Regions from separate parts of the Homo sapiens genome. Here regions 2, 3 and 4 are each linked to region 1. The links are chromatin loops, found by intact Hi-C in ENCODE. Cell type or tissue: endothelial cell of umbilical vein. All regions are shown on one strand. Each heading gives the region's core, and the rest is flanking DNA. Links, peaks and the distances in the headings are about the cores only. Region 1 overlaps ANO10 (anoctamin 10). Region 2 has its middle 53 kb from the start of ABHD5. Region 3 has its middle 74 kb from the start of POMGNT2. Region 4 has its middle 79 kb from the start of ABHD5.

Region 1 (7,523 bases), core at 1,543-6,542:
CACTCCCAACCTCTGTGCCCAGTACACTGAACAGTAGCAGGTTTTTTGTTTCAGGGTCCTCCCATTTGAGAGTTCTGTGGCTTTGCACAAACCCATGCATTCCTATCACTCTTTGAAGGCACAGTTCATGTGCCACATCTTCTATGAAGCCTCCTTAGCCCGCCACAGGTGCTCCATTCTGTGGTCCCACTGGGCTGCACCCCATGAGCAGAGGACCCAGTGTGGGAGCTGACATGGCCCTGTTTGTTGGTCTCCCCATATCTGAGATGTGGCACAAAATTGGGGGTGAGCCAGAAGACTTATGGGGAGGACTTATGTACAGTAACCACAAACAGATCTTTGAGGGGTCTCTTCTGCCCTTGGCTTCAAAATTAGACTCAAAAGTGCAACTAGCAATTTCAGATGCTCTATGAAGACAACTTTATGAGTAGAATGAGTGTATTCTCACGCAGTGTGTTCCTAACCTTGCTGATCAGTAATCAGAACGGATCTAAGGATAAAAATAAGTTTCTCAGGTCCCACTTGCAATTCTCATTTAGTAGGTCTGGGGAGGAGTATAAGAATTTCTTTTTCAAAATTTTAACTTTGACATTATCTTACAGAAAAAATTATAAGCATAGTAAAAAGGAGTCCTGAATACCCTCACTCAGATTTACCAATGGCTGACATTCACCCCATTTGCTTGATCACTCTCTCTGCAGCATGTTTTCTGAACTATCTGAGGGTAAGCTGCAGACATTATGCCCTTTTACAACCACTCATGTCAGCGTATATTTCTAAAACAAGGACTACAGGAGAATGTTCCCTAAATGATTTTGAAAGGTGAAGTGATAATCAGTTTCCTAGTTTATCAAACTTCTCAAACTGTATCAAAATGATAAAATTCAGAAAATATCAAAAACAGACGGGAAGTTCTAAAGTATTACTGCAGAACAATAAAGCTGCAACTGACTATTCTGAGGAAAAAAACATATAAGGATGAATGCATGAATTCTTTTGTTCATGAAACAAAAATTATTTCCATGAGTTGGAACAGAACACTACCATATAAGAAGTATTCAACTTTGCTGAATTTAGGGTTTATAGTAGGCAGCCTCTAAATGGCCCCAAGGATCCCTGTGCCTCCTGGGATTCACTCCTTTGTGGAATCCCCTACTCTTGAGTGTGGATTGCACCTAGTGACTCATTTCTAACCAACAGAATACAGTAAAAGCGACAGGCTCACTTCTGAGTTTACAGAGGCTATGGTTTCCATCTTGGGTGCACCTTCGCTCATTTGCTAGCTGTGATGGAAGCCATGTTGTGGGTGGCCCTGAGGAGAGGTCCCATAGTGGTGAGGAACTGGTATCTTCAGCCAGCAGCCAGGGGAGTGAGCCTGGAAATGGATCCTCCCTAAGGTGAGCCTTGAGATGCCTGCAGCCTCAGCCATCACCTTGACTGTGGCCTTGAGAGAGATCCTGAGTCAGAGGCACTGAAGTAAGCCATGTGTAGATTCAAAGAAACTGTGAGAGAGCAAATGTTTGTCATAAGCTGTGAAGTCTGGGGGTAATTTGTTACCTAGCAATAGATAATATGGGATGGGTGATATCTACCTAGATCTAAGATACTCTAGTATCACAAAAACTCATTTTAAGTAAAACTACACCTGATTTCATGGAGCTTCTGGTCAGTGGAGTAATAAAGTATCACAGGGTCCTCACCAGAGAGGCAGGAGGTGGGCCCTCTCCCTCCTGTCTCCTGATTATTTAACTTCTCTCTCTCAACTGAATCTTTCTCACTGACTTTAAAAAAAAATTTTATTGTTAAAATACAAGTACATAGTTTTTAAAAAGTCAAATCAAGCAGTATAAAAATACTGTGAAAAAAACATTTACCCACACTTTTATTCCCCAGTTCCCCATCTTAGCAGCAATTTTCTTGATCATTCTTTCAGTGTGTGTGGTTTAAAAAAATAAATATCAGTGTAGGATACCTCTGGAACATCTATCCTCTTGTTTTTAATACAAAGAATGGCAATAATATATCCTGTTCTGCATCTTGCAAAATCAGCCTGATAAATCATGGAGATGATCCCATATCAGGAACTGTAGAAAGCTCTTTTTATTTAGAATGGCTGCAATAATTCCATTGTATGGACAAGAGAATTCATTTAACCAGTGCTCTGAACCAGGCTATTTAGGTTGTTTTTAAACCATTGCTGCTCACACACGTGTGTTTATCCCCTTATATATATGTGAGTAAATCTAAGGGACAAATTCCTAGAATTCGGCTATTGCCCACTGGCTATTAAACATACACACTAGTTTCTCTTATTAAACCTACAAACAAAGCCCTCTTCTCCACTCCTCATCCCTGCTCACTCTTCAGTCGACATTCTATTTCTCTCCTCTCTTTTCCAGCCAAATGCATTTAAGTTGTCTATCCTGGTTGCTTTTTCAACTCTAGCTCCCCAAACCACTCCACATTGGCTCCTGGCCCTATTCATCCACTAAAATAGCTCCCTCTAGGGTCACCCGTGACCGCCATATTGTTAAATCCAAGGGGGCATTTCCTGGTCCTCATTTTGCTTAGTGCAACTGAGGAACTGAATTTTTAATCTGATTTAATTTGAACTAATTTAAATCCAAATAGGCACAGATGGCCACAGGCTACTGTGGACAGTGAGGCTCTATGTGCTCTCCCTGAGAGAGACCATGCACACCCATGGCCTCAGCCACATCTACATGCAGATCATGCACATGTCTTTATTCCAGCCCAGACTTTCCTCTGAATTCTACACTCACATAACCAATGCCTACCTCATATTTCCCTTGGATGTTAATAAATTAACAACACTAAATTCAAGATCATCTTCCGAAGCAAGGCTATCCTTCCATCAAGTGAAGTGCACAGCCATTCACCCCAGAGCATGGCTCTGGAGCCTCGGAAAACCAAGATTGGTTTTGATTGACTTGATCTCCTAATCATTTCTCAAATTTGTCTACTTCTCTACATTTTGACCACCTTCACATAAATCCATCACAGAAACTCCTGGAACCATCTTCTTACTGGTTTACTTATACCCTCTCTGGCCACATCCCCAATCTGTCTTTTTTGATGTAACCTAAACATAAATCTAAAGATGATACACGTACGCTCAAGCCCCTTCGGTGGCTTCCTGGGCTTTTGGGATAAAGGCAACAGCCCTGTGTGCAAGGCTCCTTCCTGCAAATCCCTGGCCAACTCTCCATAGCCCTCCTCTCTTTCCCTCCAGCCACACTGGTCTCCATGTCTCCTGCATTTACCATGGGCACATATTTTCATTTCTTTTTTATTCTTTTCCCAGTTTTCAACATTGCCTTTTGTAACTCTGGGATGTTACAAAAGGTGATGTTGGGAAGCAAGCAAGCAAAACCCTCCTGTTACCTACACCATGAAGGTTCCCCTTTCCAATCTCCTCCTCCAATGCTCAGAGACTTTGGTCTCTCTCTCTACCCCTAACCCCTCCATTTCCAGATCTTGGCCTTTTCCAGAGCAAGACAATGGCACCTCAAGACCCCCTCTACCTGCTGCCCAGCCCCTAATTTTTCTGCCCTATACATAAGCCTAGGAACTGAGCTAGGAGAGAATGAACACCCCTGGGGGTGGGAAAAGGCTGTGAACACTCACAGGGTATCATAACTTTTTTTTTCTGTCACTTCATTTGCATGAGAATTGGGGGAAGTTTAGGGTGGCTGGTAGGCCTGATAAGTGTTGGTAGATATGCTTTCACATCTTGGAAATCCGTGCTAATGAGACAACATCCTTCCTGTTTGGCCTCCCTGGAAGAGGGGCCTTAGACGTTGTCCCCCTCTGGTCCCTACCCCCAGGCATCACCACCTCTCATGGTCAGCAGCACATTTCCTGTGACCTGCCTATGATCTCTTCTTCTTGTACTAAGGCCTGGCAGGCAGCCACCCCTTGAAAAGTCCAGCTCTATCCTCTATGGGAAAACCTTCCTGTCATAAATATACCACCAGTAGCTCTGCATTTTTCTTTTTCCCTTGTGTCAAATTCTCCCACCCTCACCTCTTGACCCTAAGCCTCTTCAGGATATTTGTTTTCCTGGCTCCCTTCCTGAATTTTTTCCATCCTGCACAGGAATGTTTAATCTCCTCTAAAGAGTTAGAGCCTAGATCTTCTCTTCCAGTAAGAAGATGTAGAATTTATAGGAAACAGTGAAAACGACAACAACAACGCCCTTACACTTGCATTTAGTTTTCCCATTTTACAGAATCATTTCCCATGGTAGTGAAGAAACCTAAGCAGCCTATCTTGGCACAACTGAAAAACGCAACAGTGGTTAAGAGAAGGCCACCTTGAGCTGCCCCGGGTGGAGGGGTGGGGGTGCACTTTGAAGCCCTGATCTCTAATTCTCACAGTGTTCCCATTTACAGATGTAGTAACTGACATGGGCAAGGTCCTACCACTAATAAGCTTAGGTCTTAGGGTAAAAATCTAGGAGTGCTGCTTGGCTCCAAACCACTTTTCTTCCCAATTGCCTAAATTTCCATATCTTCTGGTATTCAAGAGAGGTCCACTCTTATGTGGCTTTTCGTAAAAAGTTTTCTTATTTTAGGAAACTATGATTTTGCTGGACTCTTTTGCTGCTTGGCTTTTTCTCCTAGTGAAGAAAGGGTACAAGGTAAGGGGGACTGAGGTGAGAGGGAAGAGGGTGGGTAGCTGAATTCTCTAATACAGTTCATCTCCAGCCCAGAGATGGTAATAATCAATGTTATTATCAGGTAATTATCAGGGTAATTATCAGTTTTTTAACAATCAGAGGACCCTAGGAAAGTTTTCTAGCAGATTCTCCTGCTTTTCTTTTAGCTTTCTCATTATATAGATGACAAGATTTGGAAGGGCAGAAGTTTTAAATTTTGATGAAGTGTCATTTATCGATTTGTGGATCATACGTTTATGGATCATACTTTAGGAATTGTAGCTGAGAAATCTTTGCCTAATGTAAGGTCTCAAATATTTTAATGTAAGATCTCAAATATTTTATCTTTTTTTCTGGAAGATTTAGAATTTTAGATTTTACATCTACGTCTATAATCCATTTTGGTATGATGTATGGGTCCATGTTCATTTTTTTGCACATGAATATCCAATTGTTCCAGAACCGTTTATTGAAAAGACTATTCTCTACTGCATGGTCTTTGCACTTTTGTCAAAAATCAGTAGTACATACATGTGTGAGGTTATCACCGAACTCTATTCTGCTCCGTTAATCTACACTATTCCCCCCTGTATAATAAGCTTTGAAATCAAGTAGTCTTCCAATTGTGTTCTTCTTTTTAAAAGCTTTGGCTATTCTAGGTCCTTTGCATTTCCATATGAATTTTAGAAGCAAGTTCATCAACTTCTACAAAAAAAAAAAAGCCTACTTAGATTCTTATTGGGATTATACTGAATCTATAGAACAGGGGTTGGCAAAATATTATTAAAAGGCTGGACGTAAATATTTGAGGCTTTTGGGCCATATAGTCTCTGTCACAATGACTCAACTTTCCCACTGGGGTGCAAAAGCAGCCACAGACAACCTGCAAATGACGACTTCTAGTTTCTGCAGATCCATCAGATTTTCTGTGCAGATGATCATGTCATTTGTGAGTAGACAGTTTTTTACTTCTTCCTTTCTATTCTGAATGCCTTTTATTAATTTATTTATTTATTTTTTTTTTTTGCTTGATGGCGCTGGCCAGAACATTCGGCATAATGTTGAAAAGAAGTGGTAGGAATAGACACCCTTTTATTGTTCCTTATACCAAGGGGAAAGCATTCAGTCTTTCATCACTAAGTATGACACCAGTTTTAGACTTTTCATAGATGCCCTTCATCAGGTTGAGGAAATTCCCAATTGCTGGATGATGTCCCATAGTTCACTAAAGCTCTTTTCATTTTTACAATTATTTTTTCTTTCTTCGCTTCACGTTTGATAAGGTTTTTTTTTTGAGATGGAGTCTCGCTCTGTCGCCCAGGCTGGAGTGCAGTGGCGCAATCTTGGCTCACTGCAACCTCCGCCTCCCAAGTTCATGCCATTCTCCTGCCTCAGCCTCCCAAGTAGCTGGGACTACAGGCGCCTGCCACCACACCCGGCTAATTTTTTGTATTTTTAGTAGAGACGGGGTTTCACCATGTTAGCCAGATGGTCTCGATCTCCTGACCTCGTGATCCACCCGCCTCAGCCTCCCAAAGTGCTGGGATTACAGGTATGAGCCACCGCACCCGGCCCATGTTTGATAAGTTTTATTGTTTTTTCTTTTTTTTCCCCCAGAGACAGGGCCTTGCTCTGTCGTCCAAGCTGGAATACAGGAGTGCAATCATAGCTCACTGTAGCTCACATAGCTCAGGAGCTCAAACTCCTGAGCTCCTCCTGCCTTCACCTCCTGAATAGCTAGGCCTAAAGTGTGCACCAGCATGCCAGGTCATTTTATTGCTGTGTCTTTAAGTTTACTAATTTTTTTCTTCTGCAATGTCTAATCTGCTGCTAATCCCATCCAGTGTATTTTTTTGTCTCAGGCATTGTAGTTTTTTTTTTTTTGAGATGGAGTTTCGCTCTTGTTGCCCATGCTGGAGTGCAAAGGCGTGATCTTGGCTCACTGCAACCTCTGCCTCCCTGGTTCAAGAGATTCTCCTGCCTCAGCCTCCCAAGTAGCTGGGATTACAAGCATGTGCCACCACACCCAGCTGATTTTGTATTTTTAGTAGAGACAGGGTTTCACCATGTTGGTCAGGCTGGTCTTGAACTCTTGACCTCAGGTAATCCACCTGCCTCAGCCTCCTAAAATGCTGAGATTACAGGTGTGAGCCACCCTGCCCAGCCCTGTAGTTTTTATCTTTAGAAGTCAGGTGTGCATCTTTTAAAAGTATTTGCATGTCTCCGTATAGTTTTTAAACATATGGAATACAGTTTTCATAACTGTATTAACGCCCTTGCTTGCTAATTCTGACAAGTATTTCAGCTTTGGGTCAGTTCTAATTGATCATGATTCTCCTCATCATGGGGCGGGGGGCGTATATTTATATTCCTGGGCTTTGTTCTAGGATACAGTTAAGTTAGAAGCAGTTCAATCCTCTTGGGTCTTGTTTTTATCATTTGTTAGGTGGGTTTAGAGCAGATCTCAGTCCACAACTTATTATTCCCTACTAACAGGGCAATACCTTTCTGAGTGTTTTACTCAACACCTCGTGTATTCCGATTTTCCTAATCAGGCTAGTAGGAATAACACTGTTCCCTCTGAGCCTCAGAGAGCTTCCTCAAATGCACATGCTCTGCTGAATAGTAAATGGAGCCCTCAGCAGATCTCTGGGGTTATCTCTCCTTGCAGCTCTGCTGTCTCTGGTACTCTGTCCTGTGAACTCTGGCTGCTGTGGCCTCCCCAGACTCTGCCTCTCAGTGGGGCAAACTGGGGCGAATGTAGAACTCAAATAGTCTCTCTTCTATCTCTATCTCTCAGAGATCACTGTCCTTCACTGCCTGATGTCCACTGTTGGAAAAA
Region 2 (7,523 bases), core at 1,535-6,534, 350 kb after region 1:
ATGATTAGATCTACAACAAAGGAGTCAAGTCACTCAGGTGGAGCATTTTAAAAAAACCAAGTTATAGGATTATTCAATGTTTGGTAGAAGTACCCAGTGAGACCATCTGGGCCTGCAAGATTTCTTTTTGGGGAGCTTTTAAATTACAAATTCAACTTCTTTAATGGTTAAATAGTCCTATAACCATTAAATAAATTTAATTCAAATTTGAAAACCTCCTGAAAAATAAATCTCTTGTTTTCAACTCTGACCTGTAAAGAACTTGAAAATTGTTACTCCTGTCCTCAAAGAAGATAAAAGCCCCTTCCCCCCCACCAAAAACTAAAAATCAATGACATTTTTTGGACCCATTGAATAACTGAGGTCACAGGGCTAACTGCCACTTCAAAATCTGGAGAGGTAGGCAAATCCACAGATCTTAGCTGAGATCTGTTTCCCTGGAGCAGAAGCTGCTGGAGGCACTCTGGTAGGAATGCTTACATGGTGATTTAAAGGAATTGCTGGAGGCTGAGTGTGGGCAAGCATGAGAGTGGGAAATTTTGGGGGCAGCAGTTTTAGATGGGGGGGCCATAGTTCTGTGGGTTTTATCTTTAGGGACCCCATCATCTCATGATGAAGAATCAAGAAATATCCCATCCATCCTGGCTCTGGCAAGGGGAAGGAAAAGTAACCATTGTGGAATACACCCAGTGTGTTCTCCATAGCAAAGGAGAGTACTCCAGGAAAAATTTCACCAGAGCCTTAGGCTCATCTGGAGGATGGGGCCTTTCCCACTCTGCACACATTGGCCTTCCCAACTCCTCTAAGGGCCTAAGGGCAGGGTGGGTTGGGGTGGGGGAAGCAGGTGTTCCCTCCCCAATACCTTATCACCATACTAGCAGTTTCCAGTATAATAATAGTAATAATAATAGTGGATTATAGCTGAAAGGGCCACAAGACAGACTCTATCTAGAGTGGTCCTTGGGAAAGCCAAAAGACAACAGGGGGGTCAAAACAAGGACATTGGAGAAGCAAAGCCTCTGGTGCCTCTGGCTTACCTGTGAAGTCCTGTTCCAAGAGTAAGAACACTGGCTCCCATCACCCATCATCAATCCACTTAACCATTCAGTTCCAATATAGACGTAAAGCAGTATCAGCATTGTTAACCTGCATGGTCTGGAGTGAAAGGATCAAGGTTGGTCAGATTCCTGTGCTCAAGAATTTGAACTGAGAAATGGAAAGAATGACACAGTTGATGGAAGCTGAAGGTGAAAGAAGCCAAGGGGTAGGATGGGGGCCATGATGGGTCAGATGGGCCACTCAAGTTACAAGTAAAGAAGAGTCCTTGTGTAGACTAGAGATGTGATTGGAGAGGGAAAGTGTGAGCCAGTCATGCTCAGAGGCCAGGGCAGACTCAGGGAGAGATTGAGTCCTTTTGATGGCAGATTACTGGTGTGAAGGGGCAGGTTCTTGCTGCTGAGGTGCCCCAAGCTGCTGTGACTGGAGCAGGACTGAGTGACCTCGAGAACTTGGCTGGATTCTGGTGTTCCCTGCACCCTCGCAAGGTGCTTGTTACTATGATGGCTACTATGCATGCTTATAACACACTCCCCTACAACCCCCCCCCGCCCACACACACACACCACACACCCTCGAGGAAACTCAACCCAAACTCTGAGCCTGTAAACCAGCCAGAAAAGTTCTGATGGAATAGGTGACACACGCAATTTTGGAAAGATTGATTTTGAGATGTCTCTTTACACAGGACATCAGGAGGCAGTTGGTCAGGAACTAAGGAGAGAGGCATGGGCTGGATATCAAGACCTGGGCATCATTAGGAAGAGGGTGGCAGTGACACACAGCAGGAGGGAAGACCACAGCATAGGGAGCAGCATGGATTGAGGGGAGCCGAGGCCCAGGCTGCAGCTCCAGGGAGCCTCTGTTCTTGGTGGCCAGCTTTGGAAATGGAAGAGCAGTGGAGATGGAAGCATTTTATTCAGCGAGGTAGGATAGGTGGAGAACTGGGAGAAACCACAGAAAGAGAGAATTTCAAGAGCAGGGGCGTCCACTGTTGTCAAATAGCAACACTAGCACACAACAAAATATAATCCATGATAAAGATAGCAATAAATTGGCCGGGCACAGTGGCTCATGCCTGCAACCCCAACACTTTGGGAGGCCAAGGTGCATAGATCACCTGAGGTCAGGAGTTCAAGACTAGCCTGGCCAACATGGTGAAATCCCATCTCTACTAAAAATACAAAATTAGCTGGGCATGGTGGCGCATGCCTGTAATCCCAGCTACTCAGGGGACTGAGGTGGGAGAATCACTTGAACGCGGGAGGCAGAGGTTGCAGTGTGCCATTGCATTCCAGCCTGGGCAACAAGAGCGAAACTCCATCTCAAAAAATAAATAAATAAATAAATAAATAAAAGGCAATAAATCACTGTGGAAATTAAACTATTGTTCAACGAATGGTGTTAGGACACTGATTAGCTATTTGAGGAAAAAAGCCAATTGAGAGTTTCCACTTTCTGCTGTATACCAAAGTACATTTCAAGTGAATCAGAAAATTAAATGGTCACCTGTTTCATCTTGCCTGTTTTTGGTTCTTTATATTTTTATGTTTACTTTTTACTTTTTATTTATTTTTTTAGAGACAGCCTTGCTCTGTCACACTGGGTGGAGTGCAGTGGTGTGATCATAGCTCACCACAGCCTCTAACTCCTGGGTTCAAGCAATCTTCCTGCCTCAGCTTCCCAAGTAGCTGGGACTACAGGCATGCACCACCAAGCCTGGCTCATTTTTTAACTTTTTGTAGGGACAGGATCTCGCTATGTTCCCTAGGCTGGCCTCAATCTCCTGGGCTTCTCCTGCCTTGGTCTCCAAAAGTGCTGGGATTACAGGTGTGAGCCACGTCACCAGTTCTTTGTATTTCAAATTGAAGTTTTGGGTTATGTTTTTATGTGGACTGTTGTTGTTTGGTTTATTTCAATTGAAAGGAAAAGATCAATAGATAAAGCTACATAAACTACTGTCCATGCACCAAAAGCATCATATGCAAAATTAAGAGGCAAAAGGTAAACTGGAGCAAAATGCTTTTCATGTATATAATAGACAAAGGGCTATGTGCTTAGTAAATAAAGGACTCATATCCACAAGACAGGAGTAACACTGAGAATCCAGAGATAATGTGGGCAAAGAATACAAATAGGCAAAAATAGACATGAAAATGCTCAAGACAGTTGAGGGAAAATGTTCAAGTTCATGAGCGATCAGAGAAAAGCAAATTAAACCAATGAACTAGATTTTCTAAATTCTTGCCAAACTGACTGGAGCACAGACACTCTCTGGTGGCCACGTGACACTGTTACATCCTTTCTAGAAGGCAATTTGGCAGCTGATATCAAGAAACTTAAAAACTTGTATGCCCTTTCACTCAGTAACACAGGGCAGTTTCAATTCTAGGAAACTTCCCTAAGAAAATAAACATCATTGGGGTCAAAGATTCATATGCCAAGATGTTTGTCTCAGCAGTATAGTAATAGGGAAAGAATAGAACATGCTAAATGTTGACGAGTAGAGACAATTTATGGTACACGTTAAAATGAGTGTTAAAGATTCATTAAAATTATGCATAGAAAGAGTTTTTAGTGGTATGATAAAGTGCTTGTGATGCAATGTTAAGGGGAAAAAGAATACGCATTTCCATAAGTCACATATTTTCACCTCTGCTTTAAGAAAAAGATCAAAAAGAAATATACAAATTATTAAGAGTTTATGTCTAGGTGGTAGCTGGTAGGGTGATTGGAAAATATAGATAAGTATTTTTACAACTAGAATTTCAACGACATTCATTTCTATATTGTTGACTTCTAAAAATCTTTTCTGAGCTTAAAAACCTTTTTTTCTATAAAAGTAAATCAACTCAATGAAAGTTAATTAACTTGAACAATGTGTTGAAATAATTAAACTGATAAGAAAACTCATTGAATTTTTAAAAAGCACTAAGTCTGCTGTGATTATATAAATTCTATGTACAGAGAAAATTATTTTAGTGATGAGAGGAAAAGGAGACAGGAATGGACAATTAGCCTATGTAGAAATGTGTGTGTGTGTGTGTGTGTGAGAGAGAGAGAGAGACAGAGAAAGAGAGAGAATTAGTGTGATTCATTTATGAATACATATCAGAAAACAATACTTTCTCCATTTTTCTATTCTTTTAAAAATATTTTAAACACAGAAAAATTTAGAGAATTGTAGAATTATATAACCCATTCCTAGAGTTAATAAATGTTAGCATTCTGTCATATTCAGTTTATTTTTTAGGAAATAAACATTACAGAAACATTTGAATTCCCTGCTTCACCCCCACGCCTCCCCCCACAACCAGTTGGTTCTCTCCTCCCCTGCCTCCTGCCATATCACACCTCCTTTGTTGGTTCACTGCGTTTGAACTTATGAGAGAAAAAGCTGTCAGAGCTCCTTGCATTTGTGCATGCAGCACAGCAGGGCCTTCAGAGCTGCCCTCCCAACACGGCCTGTCCAAGCAGACTCAGCCTGGCCAGGTAGGTCCCTCATTCGCTAAGGCTAGCGAGATCCCCTGACTATGGCCCTCCAAAGGCACCTCCACTCACCCAGGGGTCCTGGGAACTCTCCCTGCTCCGCCCCATAGGCTGGGTAGCCTGGAAGAGTCTTGCCACTGGGCAGTCTCTTCTTTGGTACCAGAGGTCTTGGCTGTGAGCCATAGTCCCTTCTGGCTTGAGATTAGTATGGTAGGTGGCATCTCCTGGACCCCTCCACCCCTGCAGCCTGTTATTCTAATCTTCCCCCCACCCTTTTTTTTTTTTTTTTTGTCTTTCACAGCCAACTCTGAGAAGTGGTTTTCCACATTTCTTCCTTTGGGAATTGAAAGCGTTGGGGAAGCACAGGCATGAGGAACAGTGAAGAGCAGGAGCTCTTACAGTCTGTCTGCTGGGGGGTTTAATTCACTATCTCCTGCCAGGCTCATTTGTCCATGCATCAAATACTTAATGAGCCTCCACTCTACGGGAAGCACTGCTGTGGGCTTGGGTGATACCATGTTGAGCAGACACAGACTCAGTTCCTGTCTGTATTAGTTTTCCTTTGCTTCTGTAACAAATTACTACAAACTTGAGGCTTACAAAAACACAAATTTGTTGTATTATAGTTCTAGAGGCCAGACGTCTAAAATCAAGGTGCCAGCAAGGCTGGTTCCTTCTGGAGGCTTCAGAGAATGATTTGTTTCTTGGCCCCTTCCAGCTTCTGGAGGCTGCCTGCATCCCTTGGCTTGTGGCCCCTTCCTTCATTTTCAATGTGCCTCACTCCAACCTCTGGTTCTGTCATGTCTCTTTTTTCTAATGTCTGACTCTCTTGTGTGCCACCTATAAGGCCCCTTATGATTACAGTGGGCCTACTGAGATAATCCAGGAAAATTTCCACATCTTAAGATCCTTCACTTAATCCCACCCGCAAAGTCCCTTTTGCGTGGAAGGTAACATATTCACTAGTTGTGGGGATTTGGACCTGGACACTTTTGGGGGTGCATTATTCTGCCTATGACACCATCCCCACAGCAGTTTTCACTTATGTGATTAGTTGTTAAACAAGTCACTGCAAATGCAAGGAGGAGAGGCAGCAGCTTGGCAGGGAGCTCAGAGGCTGCCCCCAGGAAATGACTTGCTCAGGACCTGGAGACTGAGGAAGATGTGACAGACACAGAGGGAAGAGAGGGGTAATTCACACAGTGGGCACAGCAGGCGGCAGGATAGGGAAGACAGGTGGCAGGACAGGACGAGGTGAGGACAGGGACTCTCTGACATTTGTGGGTTGGTAGGAAAGACAGGAGGAAAGAGGAGCCTGAAATGAGGCAATGGAAAGGCAGAGGCCAGAGAGCCTAGATTAGGTAATTTGGTTCAGGATTCTTTTCTTAATGTCAATTGGAGAGTGTAATCAGGGATCACAGACTGGCTTGTTTTTTGAAAGTTTCCTCTGGCTGCATTGTGTTAAGAAGACCCTGGTGAAGGGATTCTGACCGTGGCCAAAATGACAACGTAACTTCCCCCCAAAGATGTCCAGGCCTGAATCTCTGGAGCCTGTGCCTGTTATGTTACATGGCAAGGGGGAATTCAGATAGCAGAAGGAGTTAAGGTTTCTAACCAGCTGACCTTAAATGGGATAGTACCCTGGATAATCTAGGTGGGCCAGTGTAATCACAAGGGGCCTTAAATGTGGAAGAGAAAGGCAGGAGAGTCAATGTCACATTGATGTGATGTGAGAAAGACCTGACAGGTTACTGCTGGCTTTGAAGATGGAGGGGCCCATAAGCCAAGGAGTATAGGCAGTCTCTAGAACAGCGGTCCCCATCCTTTTTGGCACCAGGGATCAGTTTTGGGGAAGACAATTTTTCCATGGATGGTGTGGGGAGGGGAATGGTTTTGGAATGATTCAAGAATATCATATTTATTGTACACTTTATTTCTATAATTATTACATTATAATATATAATGAAGTAATTATACAAGTCACCATAATGTAGAATCAATGGGAACCCTGAGCTTGTTTTCCTTCAACTAGATGGTCAGCTAGATGGTCCCATCTGGGGGTGATGGGAGTGACAGATCATCAGGCATTAGATTCTTATAAGGAGTACCCAACCTAGATCCCTTACATGCATTCACAGTTCACAGTAGGGTTCATGCTCCTATGAGAATCTAATGCCCCACTAATCTGAAAGGAAGTGGAGCTCAGGCAGTAATGCAAGTGATGGGGAGTGGCTGTAAACACAGTTGAAGCTTCTCTTGGTTGCCTGCTGCTCACCTCCTGCTGTGCAGCCTGGTCCTAATAGGCCACGGACCAGTACCTGTCTGTGGTCCCGGGATTGGGGACCCCTGCTCTAGAAGCTGGAAAAGGTAAGGAAACAGATTCTCTCCTTGAGCCTCCAGAAAGGAACACAGCCCTGTGGATGCTTTGATTTTAGTCCCATGAGATCCGTTGTGGACTTCTTAACTCCAGCACTATAAGATGATGGATTCATGTTGCTGTGTTCATTTGTTACAGCAGCAGTAAGAAACTTATCCAGCTTGGAAGTTCAGGGGGCTATTGGGGATTTAAATTGGGAGCAAGGAACAGAGGTAGGGAGACTTGGTCAATTGCTCTTTTAGAGATCTTGCCCCTGGGATGTGGGGAGCAGGACAGATGCTTTGAAAAAGGGGGCTCTGACCGGGCGCCTGTAATCCCAGCACTTTGGGAGGCCAAGGCGGGCAGATCACGAGGTCAGGAGTTTGAGACAAGCCTGGCTAACATAGCGAAACCCCGTCTCTATTAAAAATACAAAAAAAATTAGTCAGGCACGGTGGCGGGAGCCTGTAGTCCCAGCTACTCGGGAGGCTGAGGAAGGAGAATGGCGTGAACCCGGGAGATGGAGCTTGCAGTGAGCCGAGATTATGCCACTGCAGTCCGGCCTGGGTGAAAGAGCGAGACTCTGTCTCAAAAAAAAAAAAAAAAAAAAAAGAAAAAAGAA
Region 3 (7,523 bases), core at 1,743-6,742, 210 kb before region 1:
TTATTGGACTCATAGTTGTGGGAGACTGCGAGGCAAGTGGGAGCTCAGTTGCTTCGTATAAGACAGTAGAAGAAAGAGGCAGCAGCCGAACTGCAGGAGGACAGGCAGTGTGGCGTGGGGCTGGGTCTCCACGGAGAAAGGAAATGGAGGAAGGATGGGAGGGGAGGGCCCAGCAATGGCAGTAGCAGGAGCCCAGGGAAACAGATGGCCAAGAAAGAACTCCCTGGGGCAGGGCCAACAATGAATTTTGCCAGCAGTGAGGACTGTTGATAGATGTTAACTGTGTTCCTTCTCTGTGCCTTAATACCCTCTGCTGTCCATATGCCCCAAGGGCAGAGTGTTTCACATGTGCTATGGGTTGGAGGCACTGCATGGGGTGGGGAGAGCTCTGTCCATGCTCAGGCAAAGCCTGTGAGCCTGTGGTGTGCAAAGGAATGGCCCAAGAGCCAGAGGCAAGGAGGAGCAGGGAGGCGGTCAGGCGACTGCGAGGAGACTGTGACACCCTAACATTTCTTGGAAGTACCCAGAAGAGCACTGGCCTGCTGACAGGGATGTACAAGGGGGCCGGAGATCTATGTTTGGCTTTTGAAGGAAAGGATTACTCCAGCAGGCTGGTGGACACTGGGACCTAGGCCATGTGATGGCCGGATGGTGTAATACCCTCTGCAGTGGTGCGCAGCAGCTGTCCTGGGAGAAGTGCACTGGCAATGCTGGGCAGAAGGTGATCAAGTGGAACAGGAGCAATGTTAAAATCTAACTCATGAGTAATATGGAAAGATCTCCAGGATACACTGTCAGGTAATCAAAGGCAGTGTCCCTGGAGGGTGTGCTATGCATTCTCCACGGGACCCCTGAGCTGTCCATACCTGCCTCCATAATGCTCTGTGTCCGGAGGCTGACTTGTAAAGACTGCATCCACAGGCCTCCTTGCCAGGCCTCCTTGCCTTATGACTTCTGGTAGGGATTGGCCAATGGGGGCCCTGCGGAAGGCCCAGAGAGTGGAAAGGGAGCGAGGTGGGGGTATTTACTCCTTGGCACCCCCCCCCCTCTGACTCCCCTGCATTTGCCAGCCCTGTTCCTCATTGCCTCCTGCACACCTAGTCCACACACCCTTGTGAACAGTTAAACCTTCCTCAGTTATCCGGCTGGAGCATGCCGTTTGCTTCCTATTCAGATTCTGACAGATACACAGGGAATACCATATGCTAACTTTTGTGTGCTTAACGGTGGTGGCAGCATGAAAATACATATTTGAATCTGCATAAAGAAATACTAGAAGAATGCATAAGAAGCTAATAAAAGTAGCTTCCCATAGGGGTATGGCAGAGGGACTGGGTGAACCAGGGTAGAGGTGGGCAAGATTTCCCATCATATCTAATTTATATTATTTTGATTTTTGAACCATGTGAGTGACTACTTATCAAACGAACTTAAATTGGAAATAATCTGTTCTACCCCTAAGTCTGATGATTTGGAGGTAACCAGTTTGATGCTGTCCAGACCTTTTACCAAGGAAGCTCCCAATTTTCTTTTTCTTTCTTTCTTTCTTTCTTTCTTTCTTTCTTTCTTTCTTTCTTTCTTTCTTTCTTTCTTTCTTTCTTTCTTCTTTCTCGCTCTCTCTCTTTTTTTTTCACTCTGTCGCCCAGGCTGGAGTGCAGTGGTGCGATCTTAGCTCACTGCAGCCTCTGCCCTCCAAGTTCAAGTGATTCTCCTGCCTTAGCCTCCCGAGTAGCTGGGATTACAGGTGCCTGCCACCGCACCTGGCTAATTTTTTGTATTTTTAGTAGAGACGGGGTTTCACCATCTTGGACAGGCTAGTCTTGAAATCCTAACCTCGTGATCCACCCACCTCGGCCTCCCAAAGTGCTGGGATTACAGCTGTAACCACCACGCCCGGCCGGAAGCTCTCAATTTTAACTCAAAAAATCCACAGCACCGAGGGAAGCAGCTCCTCCAAGCTGGCTGCATGAAGCAGGGCCACAGCCGACTGTCCCATCTGCTTCCCTGCTCCTGCCCTCCTAGAGCTCTGGCCTCAGCCATGGCATCCTAGAGATGGTGTTGCGGGGTTTGTCAACTGACCAGAAGAGAGAGCAAAATTAAATTACATATGAAGGTTGACTGTGGAAAACAAGAGGAGCCAATGTTGAGTAGCAGCATCTCAGTGAGACAGATGATGGCATTGCTTATGGTAACCCTCATCTTGAGAGGGGCTGTTCAGTCTGTGAGGTGCACCACTGGAAGCTTCCAAAAGGCCCAGCAAGACCCATTTCTGTGGCTGACTTGCCATGTGAAACACCCCAGGCATGTGGCCTGCACCTGGAGATGCCACACCCATGCCACCACCACCGTCACCCCGTACACCTTTTGTAAGTGTGCCCCCTGGGGCCTGGCACCAGAGACACACAGATCATGAGCGCAGAACCATACCTGGAGAGGCGCCTCCTGCAACATGAATATTCAACCTCACAGAGAATTTTGACCTTTGCTATTTCTCATTGGCTTTGTGGAATAATCAGAGGAGCCAGCGTGAGAACAAGGCTGGCATTCACAAAGCTTAGCTCTCATTTCCTCATTAATCCTCCGAGTCAGCATTACGAGGCAGGGAGAGGTCAAACACGATTATTGCCTTCATCCAGAACGGTAGGGTAATGGCCTGCCCTGTGTCATGCATGAGTCACAAGCAGAGTGGGGTCTAACCGTGATCTTTGGACCTTGGCTCCTGATTGCAATGGGAAGGTAGAGGTCACAGATGCACAGATTGGCAGAACAGTTACCTGAGCAGTGTGACTTCAAGTTCAAGGCAAAGATCTTCCTCTATGGTTCTGTCTACTGTTGCCCAAGTGGCTACCATTGGTCCTCCTTTGGTGTTAAGCATAGTTTACAGCCAGTATTTCCTAAATGGCCAGAATAGTTCATGGCCAATATTTCCCAAGTGTCTTGGACCAGGGGCTTGCTTTTGGCACTCCTGGTCCAAAATATTTGGGAAATACAGGCCGAGCGGACAGCTGGAGCTGCCTGAAGCATCGCTCCTGGGCCTTGGTAAAAACATCACCTCAATCTGTTCAAATGTTCCCCAAGCTCAGTTCATCAGTCTGGCTGAGTCCTGGGCAGACACGTAGGAAAAGTCCATTTTACTTCGGTAGGAGGGAGTCGCAGATGGCTCTGTGGAGAGATGGGGCCCACCCATCTCAGAGGCAGAAATGAGAGCAGGATGAATCCATGTCTGGGGCAGAAGCCGTGGAGGGAGACAAATGGCATGCAGGTCCTCCAAAAGCCAGCCAGGGGCCCCCTAGGCCGCACCCTGCCTCCAACTCACACTTAGCTTTTGGTGAAAGGCTTTTCCCTGTCTCTTCCAATTATTGCTCTTTTACCTTGTGCTAGGCTCTGGGATAAATCATTTTCATGTATTCTCACAATTTCCAGTGAAAATCTGACACTCAGAGAGGTGAACTGCTCATGCTTGCATAGCTGGGAAATGGTTGAGGTGGAATTTGAACTCCTGTCTGGCTGGAGTCTAAATGTTCCTGCTTCTCAGAACATTCCTATACATTTATTCACGGACCTAAACAAGTTGTGGGGAGGGAGAGGAAGAGGAATGAAGGGGACCAGCTCCGAGGCAGAGAGGAAATGGTGAGGTGGAGACACAGGAAATCCTGACTGTGTATGTATATGCTGTCAGCACGTAAACTGAGCTATTTTAAGGTCAAGGCCAGGGTGCAGCCCAACAGAATTGCGAAAGCAAAATGTGTTTGCTTCTGCAGTTGGCTTTTTAAATACATTTTTCTTTATTAATTGGAGCACTGGTGAACATCTGGGTCATCCTAAATTAGGCCTTTGACATTTGAAAAAATAATCTCAGGTAACAGAGTAAATGGTTCAGGCTCTGTGGCCAGAAGTCTCCTGGTCTCTGACATCCAATCTGTTTCTGCTCACCTGGTCCCTCTTTTTAATAAACTTGCTGGAAAGAGCTCCAGAGAAAAGGGGACCGTCCTGAGAAACTGTGGCCGAGCAAATGCAGCAAAAGACAGGTCCAGCAGAAGTTGGTGGCCACAAATCCAGCAGCCCCTGCAGACAAAGTCCTTAGATAGTTGGGCTCATGTGACTCTTCTGCATACCCCATGGGCAGCATCTGCAAGGGGGTCGTGGGAGTTCTATAGCCCTGTGTGCCCTTTAGGGCGTAGGATCCCCCAACCCTCCACCAAAGCTTCCCATGCAAGTCGAGCTCAAATGCCCACCAATTACAGCCACTGTCACTCCCAGCTCTGGCATGCTAGGTGACCTTGAATAAGTTACTTAACTTCTCCATCCCTCTGTTTTCTTATCTGTAAGATGAGTGTGATAATAACATAAGTGACCTTATGGGGTTGTGATGGGATAAAATGAGACAATACAGGCAAGGCGCTTGAACAGTTCGGGGCACACTGAGCACCATGCAAGCATGTGCGATTCTTCCTTGTTCTGGCTGTGGAGAACATGGGGGAGGGAGGATTGATTGCACACCTTCTGTGTGTCAGAGGGTTTCCACAGATGACCTCTAATGCTTCCTATAATCCCTTAAGAAAGGGGTCATCACCAAAGTTTACAGTTAGGGCACCAAGTCTCGGAGGGGATCAGTAACTTTGCCTAAGGTCACAGGGTTTGGAGACACGTGTCAGGGTTTGTACTCACATAACCCTGACTTCAAAATCTATTATCTGAGTCATTCCACACCTCCTCCCTAAACCACACCTGGCCCGAATTACGTGTAACACCTGCTCAGATGGTTTGGTGATTAAACCGCAGCCTTGGGGGCAGGATCTGGGAAGCTGGACCATGCTCACTCATGACTCCCCGGGATGGGTCTTTTCTATCATTCACAGTTCCCGTTGGTGGCCCAGTGTGGAGTGACCAGAGATGTCACGTTAAGGGAACTGAAAAGTGAGAACAAAGCTAGAAGAGGAGATGGGATCTTGAGGGCAGGAAGGGACACATTCCAGCAGAAACATTCCTGTGTTTTTGGCCTGGCTTTTCACCTGTCCCCCAGGAAAGCTGGCCCCAGGCAGAGTGACACGTGTGAGGAGACTCCTAGGAAAGTCACTCCCTGTGACCGAGGCACCTCCCTGGGCTGGTCCTTGCACCTGTCATCTCATGCACTCTCTACGGGAACTAATGATGATGATTATGCATTTTATAGAGAGGTCACTGAAGCGCATTAAAGTGAAACAAGTTGCTCCAAGCCACACGGCGGAGGAAGATTCAACCTTGAGTCTGGGGTTCAAAGTCTCTGCATTTTCTATGACAGATCCCTTCGCGATAGCAATGGCGCTGCTCGTATAATAGATAATATGTGATAGGGCACTGGCCAAGGCTGGGCTTCTATCAGGGACAAACCCAGGGACAATAACCTATGGGTTATATTCTTTTTATTTTCATTTATTTATTTTTTAATTTTAATTTTTTTTTTTTTTTTTGAGAAGGAGTCTCGCCTTGTCACCCAGCCTGGAGTGCAGTGTCACAATCTCTGCTCACTGCAACCTCTGCCTTCCAGGTTCAAGCAATTCTCCTGTCTCAGCCTCCCAAGTGGCTGGGACTACAGGCGCACATCACCACACCCAGCTAACTTTTGTATTTTTAGTAGAGATGGGGTTTCACCATATTGGTCAGGCTGGTCTCGAACTCCTTACCTCAGGCGATCCACCTGCCTCTGCCTCCCACACTGCTAGGATTACAGGCTTGAGCCACTGTGCCTGGACATATTGTCTTTTTAGACTCTTGTCCCTGAGAGGGACAAGAGGAAACCAAGGGGGCTGGGCTTCTAGGAGGAAAGAGGACATGAAAGCACAGGAGACAGAGAGACAGATAAGTTAAGGAAGAGGAGAAAGGCAAGGAGAAAGAAGAAAATTGGGGAAACAAAGGGAATATATAGACTGTGGGAATGAGTGAGAGACAGCTAGAGCCTAACACAGCCTGCTTGCAAAGCGACAATCTGGGCCTCTGTACTTGATACCTGCCCTGTTCCTGCACCCAATGCTCCAGGAGCTTCATGGTCATCCCCGGAGAGAAGGTCATCTCCTGTCCTGGGAAGGCACTGGGCTGGCTCCGGGGGCTCACTGGAACATTAACAGCCACAGACAGGCACACACACTTGACCTAAGATTCCCAGCATATTACTTCAGTCACTGGCAACTGGAGTGCAAAACCTGCTTGCAATCCCTGAAATTGTGCGAGAGAAGGAAATGCGGCAGCTCATGAGATGCATATTAGGAAAAACATGGAAGAATTTCTCAGAGTCCAAGGTTACCCTTTTTTTTTTTTTGAGACAGAGTCTCACTCTGTCACCCAGGCTGGAGGGCAGTGGTGTGATCTCGGCTCACTGCAAGCTCTGCCTCCTGGGTTCAAGCAATTCTACTGCCTCAGCCTCTGGAGTAGCTGGGATTACAGGCGTGTGCCACCACGCCTGGCTAATTTTTGTATTTTTAGTAGAGACAGGGTTTCATATATTGGCCAGGCTGGTCTCAAACTCCTGACCTCAGGTGATCCACCTTCCTCATCCTCCCAAAGTGCTGGGATTATAGGCATAAGTCACCCCGCCTGATCGTCATTTCCCTTTTAAAGATACTGGCCAGGGAGGTCCTTTGACATCATCATCTTCATTATGGAGATCAAGGAGCCAGAAGATGAAGGAGCCAGAAGGTCACTGGGCTGGGCCTCTGGTCTCATTGAGGGTTTGAGAATGAGGGGAGAGGAGTAGCCATAGGCATGTCCTTTATGTTCTTGCCACTCATGTCTAGGCCCTGGTTTTCCTTACTTGTCAAATGGGAATAATAATGCCTTGCTTCCCTTTTTTACAGGGGGTTGTGAAAAAAATAAGTCAATGAATGTGGAACATTCGTTAACAAAGGCATTCATTAACAAAGGCATTATCATTGTCAACATGCTGACAAGTTAAACATATCCATCTTAAGGCTAAGTCAGATTCCAAAAGCAGAACTTTCTTTATTTGCAGTTTCAAAGAGCAGAAACAGCAAGACCTTTCTCCCTCTATCCTAAAGTGTTTCCAGAATGTTCTAACGAGCATGAGCCAATGATAAGCATCAGTTGTTTTTGTCTGTTCAACAGATGTTCTCCTTGTTTTCTATAACAGCAGTTCATCTGACATTAGAAAATGCTTTCAACATAGGTAGAAATGTTAACCCAGTCCCACTCCAACCCATAAGGCCAAGCAGATCCTTTCTTCCCAGGAATTTCAATCTTGGTGGAGCCACACAAGGATAAAAATCAATTGACCCTGACACATGCCTTTCTCTGGGGCTACTTGTGTGTCCTTTCATGCATTTCTCTTTTGCTCGAGTCAGCTGAGATCTGATTAATTTCTGTTGCTTGCAGTCAGAAATCCCAACCTGAGGGTCCTACTTTGTCCTTCCCTTAAGGACTCAGAGATAGGGAAGCTCAGGAGAGAAACAGGAACTGTGGAAAAATTTCCCAGATGATGGGGAGACGGGGTCAGGGAGACGGAGCAGCCCAGTGCAGAAGTAGATCAGATT
Region 4 (7,523 bases), core at 1,529-6,528, 380 kb after region 1:
AAAAAGCTGCTGACAAATTTTGCCTTCAATCTCTGGGGCCTAAATTTGGCCACGTGCCCATTTCTGACCCAATCTGGCCCAGCCCTGGAGCTGGTGTGGGATCTGCTTCCCTTCCCAATACATGGGATCTTTGTGAAAGGGAAAGGGAACAATAGCATCCTCCTGGAAATGAAGGAGGAGGTGAGCACCATGCAGGGTGCACAGTCAACAATGCCCATGCCTGACTTTGTTGTCCAGTGGACTAGGGTGGGGAGCAGGGCACAGGAGGCCTTCCCAGGGAATCCTTCTCAGGGTCAATATTGGCAATTTCATGCTGCTCAACCAAATGCTGCCAAGATGCTCTTCAGAATGGCTAGACACATTTCCACTCTAACTGATAGCTTCAGGATCCCTATTTTTTCTCATATTCACCAGCACTTGGTATTACTTATTGTTTTAGGGTCTCCAGAGAGACAGAGCTAATAGGATATACATACAGATATAGGAAAGAGGATTTATTAGGAGAACTGGCTCATGTGATCACGGAGGCTGAGAAGTCCCATGTTGGACCATCTGTAAGCTGGAGAACCAGGGAAGCCAGTAGTGTTGCTCAGTCCAAGTCTAAAGGCCTCAAAACCAAGGTGTGATTCTCAGTCCAAAGCCAAAGGCCCAAGAACGTGAGGGGCCGCTGGTATAAATCCTGGAGTCCCAAGGCTAAAGGCCCGAGAACCTGAGGGACCACCAGTGTAAGTCCTGGAGTCCCAAGGCCATAGAGTCTGGAATTATGATATCTAAGGGCAGAAGGAGCAGAGAATCCCCAGCTCTAGGAGAGAAAGGAGAAATCCTATACCCTCTTTTTTTGTTCTATTCCAGCCCCCAGCAGATTGGATGGTGCTGACCACATGAGGGCAGATCTTCCTCACTCAGTCCATTGACTCACACACCAGTCTCCTCCATAGGCACCCTCCCATACACAACCAGAAGTCATCTTTACAAGTAATGCTTTACTAGTTCTCTAAGTATTCCTCACACTTACTTTTCCAATGTTTAAAGACCTGATAGGCATTAAAAGAATCTCAATATTGCTTCAATTTGCACTCTTCTAAATTCTGGCAAGATTAGTCATTTCATCAGGTATTAGTTAGCCAGCTCATTTCCTGTCCAGCAAATTGGCTATTCATAGCCTTTGCCAATTTTTCTAGTGAGTTTCCTACCCATTTCCCTTGTAGTCTAGATCAGGAGTTGACACAGGTTTTTTTTTTTTTTTTTTTTTTTTTTGGTTGGTTTTGTTTTTTGTAAAGGGCTAGATATTAAATATTCTAAGCTATGAAGGTCATATTGTCTCTGCTGATGTAGCACAAAAGCAGCTATAGACATAAATGTATAAATGAATGGGCATGGATGTATTCCAATAAAACTTTATTTATTTATTTTTAGTTACAAACACAGGTGACCAATTGGATTTGGCCCTGTGGGCTGTAGTTTGCCAGCTCTTATTATAGATATTATCTTTTGGCTTTAGACAACGCAAAATCTGCTCCAAGTCTTCACCTATCTGTTTTCTTTGTCTAAAGCATTCTTTTAAAAAAATTCTTAATTTTGATATAGTCAGATTTGCCCAGTTTTCATCCGAGGGTTATGTTTTTGAATTATGTTAAGACACCCTTCTCATCCCAACAACACAAAGATATTCCCCTCCTTCCTTCCTATTAACTCTTTATTTCTGTTGGCTTTCACATAGCGAGGTCTTGGATCTGTTAGGTGTTTGCATTTGTATGTGATGGAAGATGTGGCTTTATTCTTCTCCCTGTAGTGAACTATTCTCCTCACACCAGCAGCCAAACCATCCTTTCTCCACAGATTTGTAGCAGATGAAACCTTTAATTTGAAAAAAGAAAGGATATGTGGTTAGGCTTACCTATGCGACCAAATGCTGTTCTATAGTGCTTGCCTGCTCACCAAGTCCCAGCTCTTTTCTGGTCCCCCAACATGCCCAGGGCTTTGTGGTCTCAGAAACATCAACAGGCTCTTCCCTGGTGCATGGCGGGCCCTTCCTCATCCTTCAGGTCTCACTCCAAGTATCAACTCCTTGCAGATGTCTTACCTGAACACCCTCTCATTTACTCTGTTACTTAACCCAATTGGAAATTATCATTTGCATTTGTTTACTTGTTTATTATCCACCTTTCCCTATTAGATTGTGAGTTTCATCAGGCAGAGCTGGGGCTGAGGGCAGAGACTGGAACTGCGTTATTGGTTGGTCACTGCCTCCCTCGTGCCTGGCATACGGCAGACTTGAATTAAAGATTCCTGGAAAAACAGAACAAATGAGCAAGTTTAATTGATTTTTCAGAGGCAATGGGTCATTAGATCGCCCTGGCATTGTCTAATAAATTCTCCTACCCTCTTTGACAACGTACAGAATTAGAATTAAGGTTTGTCCTTCAACCCCACCCCACTCAACACCTTTATCATTTGATAAAACATCTCAGTAGCTTGAGTGTATTTATCACACCTGCATTTATTCACAGTTCGATCTGAGAGCCCTTGTTAACTCCCTTAAAATATCTGATTGAATTTCATGTGGAAGCGAATGCCACAGATTAAATATATGTTGTGTTAAGAAGCTTCCCGTTTTATCACAGCCTGTGCACTGCCAGAAAAGCATTCTGCATGTTAATTAAGATAGCTGGGGGATTTTTTAAAGACTTCTTTTTCTCCCTTTAACTTTATAATGCATTCAGGGGAAGGGAACTAAGGCAACTATTTGCAAAGCTGTAAAAATCAGTGTCGAGTCAGATGGGTTGTGGGATCCCAGGGAGCTTCAGTGACGGGCCAGGGCACTGTCTGTGCATGTCAGCAGCAGGCTGAGTCTAGGAGCCGGCTGTGAAGGAGCTTGGAGAGGCTGAAGGGAGGAAGTTCTGACTTCTGACTTTAGTAGGAACAGTGCCCTTCTGGCTAAGGCTGGAATTTTGCCCAGGGAACAGTTAAGTAAGAGGTGGGGTGGGAAGTGATCAAATCCAAGAATCAAAGTGGACAAGATGAATTTGGATATGGAGAATGGAGAAATCTGACCTTCCTCCCAATTAGAATGTCAGTGTAGCCAGGACTGTGTGGCAAGACCAAGAGGGGGCTGCAGATGCCTGCTTTAGCTGCTGCTAAGATGCCAGCACATTGGCCCTGCTAATGGGCCCAAATTCAGAAGTGACATGAATAAAACATGGATTCTGAAGTTCTTCAGACCTGGATTAAAATCCTGGCTTAGACACTTGTCACTTACTAGATCTCATTTTCCTCACCTGTGAGATGTGCATAGGGACACTGCTAGGTTCAGAGACCCTGGGTACAGCTGGCACATGGCAGGCTGTTAGCATATGGCACTTACTGCTGTTACATAAGAACCTGTGTCCACCTCCTGCTGTCAGGCACTTTGCAGCACCCAGCTGTTTGGTCACCTTTTCACCTCCCTTCACCTCTGTTCTAGTCTTGGCTCACCCTTCAAATACAACTGGCCCCTTACGTCGGGTGACCTAGAGAGTAGTCCCTGCCACTTGCACAATCCCAGTAAGCTCTAGTTAGGAAAATACCCTCATCCAAGTAGTTCCAGAATAACACTGCTGTTTGTTTGGGACTCCCTGACCCATAGCTTAGGAATCATGCATGCGCTGGGGTGACACTAAGAGCAACAAGATGTCCATCGGGAACCACTGCAGTTCCTCCGCCTCCCTTGGCACCGTGCCCTGGGACTGAGTTTGATTGCAGCGCCTTTCCCAGCTGTGACCAGCAGGGGGCGGCTCCTCTCTCTCGTGTCCCTTTCCAGTATCCTGGTAGGGTTCGTTCCCTCCCCAGCCCACTCAGGCCTCCTCCCGGGCTCCGCCTCTCGGGCTCCCTGAGACACGGCCCCGGCTCCTTCCGCCTTCCTTGGAGGAGGCTTGCAGACCTGCAGGGCGGGGCCTGACTGAGAGCGGGGCGGGATCTCCTTCCGGGCTGGGGAACAGATGCCCTGGCGTCCTTGGCACTGGGTTGGCTGGTCCCTCTCCGTCCTGGCTCCATTCCAAGCACGGCAGGCCCCGGGAGGGGCCCAGGCTGCTCCTTTTTCCAGCCAGGACAGAAAAGCATCAAGGAACTCTCGGTCATGAGACACGCCCGTCAGAGAGGAGGCACATTCCAGGAATGACATATGCCCTGAAATGTCATATGCTCTGAGGAGGTGACACTCCCCAATGGGTGACACAGCCCACAAAGGGGACATGGCCCACAAAGAGGTGACATGACCCACAGGGGTCACATGCTCCACAGAGGTGACATACTCCACAGAGGTGACCTGGCCCACAAAGGTGACATGGCCCACAGAGGTGACACAAGCCACAGAGGTGACACAGACCACAGAGGTGACACACTCCACAGAGGTGACACAGGCCACAGAGGTGACACACTCCACAGAGGTGACCTGGCCCACAGAGGTGACATGCTCCACAGAGGTGGTATGCTTCACAAAGGTGATATGGCCCTCAGGGACACACTCCACAGAGATGATCCGGTGCACAGAGGTGACATACTTCACAGAGGCAACCCGGCCCACACAACAACTGTGTCTCAACCATACTAGACACCTCAGGTATCAGAACCTTTCCATGGCACAGCAGGCCATGGAGCAGGCACTGCAGTGTTCGCCCTACAAACCCGGCGACTCAGTTCCAAGACCCTGCAGTCCAGAGAGCAGCTCAGAGGCAACGGGCCGAGGCCAGCCCAGCCGTTTTGCCTAAAGGTGGCTGCCAACCCTGGGGCCCTCAGCCTGGGCCTCCTGTGTCTCTGACCTCCTGCCTATAGAAGTCTGTTGCTCTTGCAAGGCCAGTAGGTAGACAGAGACAAGCATCAGTGAGAGGAAGAGTCATTTATGATTTATGAATAATGAACTAATTTAATCCTGGGTTTCTCTTGTGCCTCCCATTTAGTAATTTGTTCCATTTCTTAATGGCTCGAGTTCTTTATCAGGCTGTGACAGAGGCGAGTGGTGAGTCATCACACTGGGGATCAGGAGGGTGACCTAGATATTGGCACTGGGAAAGCAGTCCTGAGAGACGAGCATCAGCTCCACCCTCCACTCCCTCTCCACTGTGGGCAGCTCTGCGTTGGCACAGCTCCTATCTCTGCATCAAAGTGGCAGGAAGAGGTGGCCGTTCAGTGGAGGTGGGTGTGGCTGGGGCTTGTCTGAAGCTGTGGTTCCACAGCAAGCCCCTTGCTTGTGCTTAGATTGGACATCAGGGGAGAAGATGGAGAAGACTGGGGTCTAGCCCCACTACACAGCTGCATTGAGAGGGAGACAAGACTTTGGCGTCAGGCCACTTGGGCTAAAATCCTGGCTGCCACCTCTGTCTTTGTGACCCTGGGTGCATTGCTTTACCGCTCAGAGCCAAGAAAAGATGCTTCCAACAGTGAAGGCTGTCACCTCTATCCTCACGCTGCTGTCTGGTTTCTTGAACCTGTTATTTCTTTTCTTTTTATTACACACAAGTATATTGAGGCTTTGGAAGGTTAAACACCTTAACGAAGAGAGCAGGAGAGTGGTCTGTGTACAGAGGAGGGGAGAGTGGAACCTGAGAAGGCCTGGAATCAGGACCCCAGGGTGGACCCTTGAGGGCCAGCTTTGCCTTGCCTCCTCCGTGTCATCTTGCATGGCATCTGGCCCCAAAGTGCCCTCACACAGGAGCAGGCAGGGGGGCAGCAGGGGGCTGGTCAGACAGCAGCAGCCACTGAGAGCACAAGGAAGGACTAAAGCCAGCAGGTAGGTGGGGAGAAGAAGTGTGGGCAGCTGTAGGAGGCATCTGTCATGTATTTGCATAGTTAGCCCACCCTGTTGGCGTTTATCCTGTGAAGCAATGGTTATTGTGCCCACTTTACAGGCAGATACACTTGGGACAGAGGAGTCAAAGAATTGCCTAAGCAGCACAGCTGGTGCGGGGTGGAATCTGCCTTCTTCCAGCCTCTTCTCTAAATGCCGTCCCACTGCCTCTTGCCAGTCCCAGTTCTGATAGGTGTGGGTGTGTGAGGCCACCTGCTCTGTGATGATGGGTGTCCTCTTCCTCTTCTAGTGCTTGGTGGTCTACAGATCGTTGCCAAGTACATCAGCCCCTCTGATTCTCACAGTATTCCCGGGAGATGAGTATGAACAAGGATTATGAAAGAGTGAGAGTGACAGAGAGAGAAAGAGACAGAGACAGAGAGATAGATTAATATTAAAGTATAATATACAAACAGGTGTGCATATTATAAGTGCACAGGTCTCTGGATATTCATAAAGACTATTATTTAACTTCATTTTACTAAAAGAAAACTTAGGTTTAATGATGTGATATTCTGAAGTCTGTTTATGTGTCAAGCAATGGAGGCAGTATTCCAGATTACATCTCTTAATGTCCATGATTTGAAATGGATTTTTAAAATATTTAAAGTTTTGATTTTGATTTCTTTTGAGAGCAATATAATTTAATGGAAAATGGCAATGCCTTTATCTTATTAAGTTCATTACCACAAGTGGTTATATGAGAGGGAAATCAGGTGCTTTAAGCCATCCGCTCTTCTGTATTAAAACTCTTTATTTGGGGAATGAGAGTTCTACTGAAGTGTCTTAAGTAAAATTTGATTAAACTTAAGTAAAATTTGTTTAAAACTTGCAAGATGAACTTCATGGTTAAAGTCTAAAGTTTGCAGATTCAGAAAGACTTGAGGAAGGAACAGTGTACTTGAATTTTTTTTTGTAACATTTAATTAGTAGTGCATTGTTTACATCAACACTTTGTGGAATATTTTGGAGACTCAACAAAGCCTTCTTAAGGGTGGCCTGATCCTCGGCTTCCAAGTCTGTTTTTTAGCAGTGAAATGGCTTTCTTGTTCCCACATTTCAAAAAGAGGAAAACATTTCTGTCAGTTAAGCGAAGGGAGAGAGGAAGGTCTCACAATTGTGGTCGTGGTCAGGGGCGGAGACCTCTCCCCTTAGGATGCTCTACTTTTCTCCCTAGGGGGAGGTGACTGGGAGGGGACCTTTCTTCCAAGGTTTGGGAAACCTGGTAGATTCCTGCCTCTCTGGATGCTTTAATGGGGTCCCTGTGTGAAAGCAGGGGCTGGGGGTGTGTTACAAAGTCCCTTCCAATTCCATGAGAGCAGAATTTAGGGCAATTAGAAATTATCCCACCTGAGTCATCTTTCCCCTTCAAAGTGGTGTCTGAGGACTTTCTCAATTGACTCTGGAACAGGAGCAGAAAAACCCAATCAATTAGCCAATATCCAGTGACTGAGATGGACTGTCTCTGTCTGGGAATCGCTGGGGAAGCAGAGCCTGGAAAGGAGATTCATCTGGCAGGGGAGGGAAGATGAACGCTAAGGACTGGGAGAGCTGGACCAGTCAAGCTGAATTGGGCCTGACCCCCCAGTCCCACTCATAGTTAGACTCCAGACTCCAGACTCCAGACCCCAGGCAGTCACTTGAGAGGTCCAGCAGCTATGGCATGACAGGCAGTGGCCAGAGGAATTGCTCTCTGCCCCAG

The links. Peaks named below come from ENCODE experiments on the same cell type or tissue, not always from the same donor. Only the 100,000 strongest peaks of a DNase experiment are listed, where the experiment ranks them.
Region 2: a loop joins it to region 1, with 15 times the contacts of the local background. A loop is called at or near these places in 2 of 110 quality-filtered maps.
Region 3: a loop joins it to region 1, with 7 times the contacts of the local background. A loop is called at or near these places in 3 of 110 quality-filtered maps.
Region 4: it touches region 1 in a loop (11-fold over the local background); 2 of 110 quality-filtered maps call a loop at or near these places.

What each region holds. Positions count from the first base shown.
Region 1 is chr3:43,390,382-43,397,904 of GRCh38, forward strand. The region is part of intron 12 of ANO10 (anoctamin 10); the gene reads right to left. Among named protein-coding and RNA genes, the nearest start is that of SNRK-AS1, 42 kb to the left of the region's middle. In endothelial cell of umbilical vein, for the core only: no CTCF peak of the experiment used is centred there; a DNase peak (open chromatin) is centred at 3,870; H3K27ac peaks cover 3,997 bases.
Region 2 is chr3:43,739,749-43,747,271 of GRCh38, forward strand. No RefSeq gene overlaps it. Among named protein-coding and RNA genes, the nearest start is that of ABHD5, 53 kb to the left of the region's middle. In endothelial cell of umbilical vein, for the core only: no CTCF peak of the experiment used is centred there; a DNase peak (open chromatin) is centred at 3,423; H3K27ac peaks cover 1,179 bases.
Region 3 is chr3:43,176,590-43,184,112 of GRCh38, forward strand. No RefSeq gene overlaps it. Among named protein-coding and RNA genes, the nearest start is that of POMGNT2, 74 kb to the left of the region's middle. RefSeq lists enhancers at 2,468-2,762, 2,528-2,822, 3,529-3,588, 5,221-5,270. In endothelial cell of umbilical vein, for the core only: no CTCF peak of the experiment used is centred there; DNase peaks (open chromatin) are centred at 2,612 and 3,622; H3K27ac peaks cover 3,292 bases.
Region 4 is chr3:43,765,854-43,773,376 of GRCh38, forward strand. No RefSeq gene overlaps it. Among named protein-coding and RNA genes, the nearest start is that of ABHD5, 79 kb to the left of the region's middle. RefSeq lists a silencer at 3,674-3,853 and enhancers at 4,612-5,111, 7,478-7,523. In endothelial cell of umbilical vein, for the core only: a CTCF peak has its summit at 3,759 (motif pointing right); DNase peaks (open chromatin) are centred at 2,928, 3,768 and 5,008; H3K4me3 peaks cover 412 bases; H3K27ac peaks cover 1,070 bases.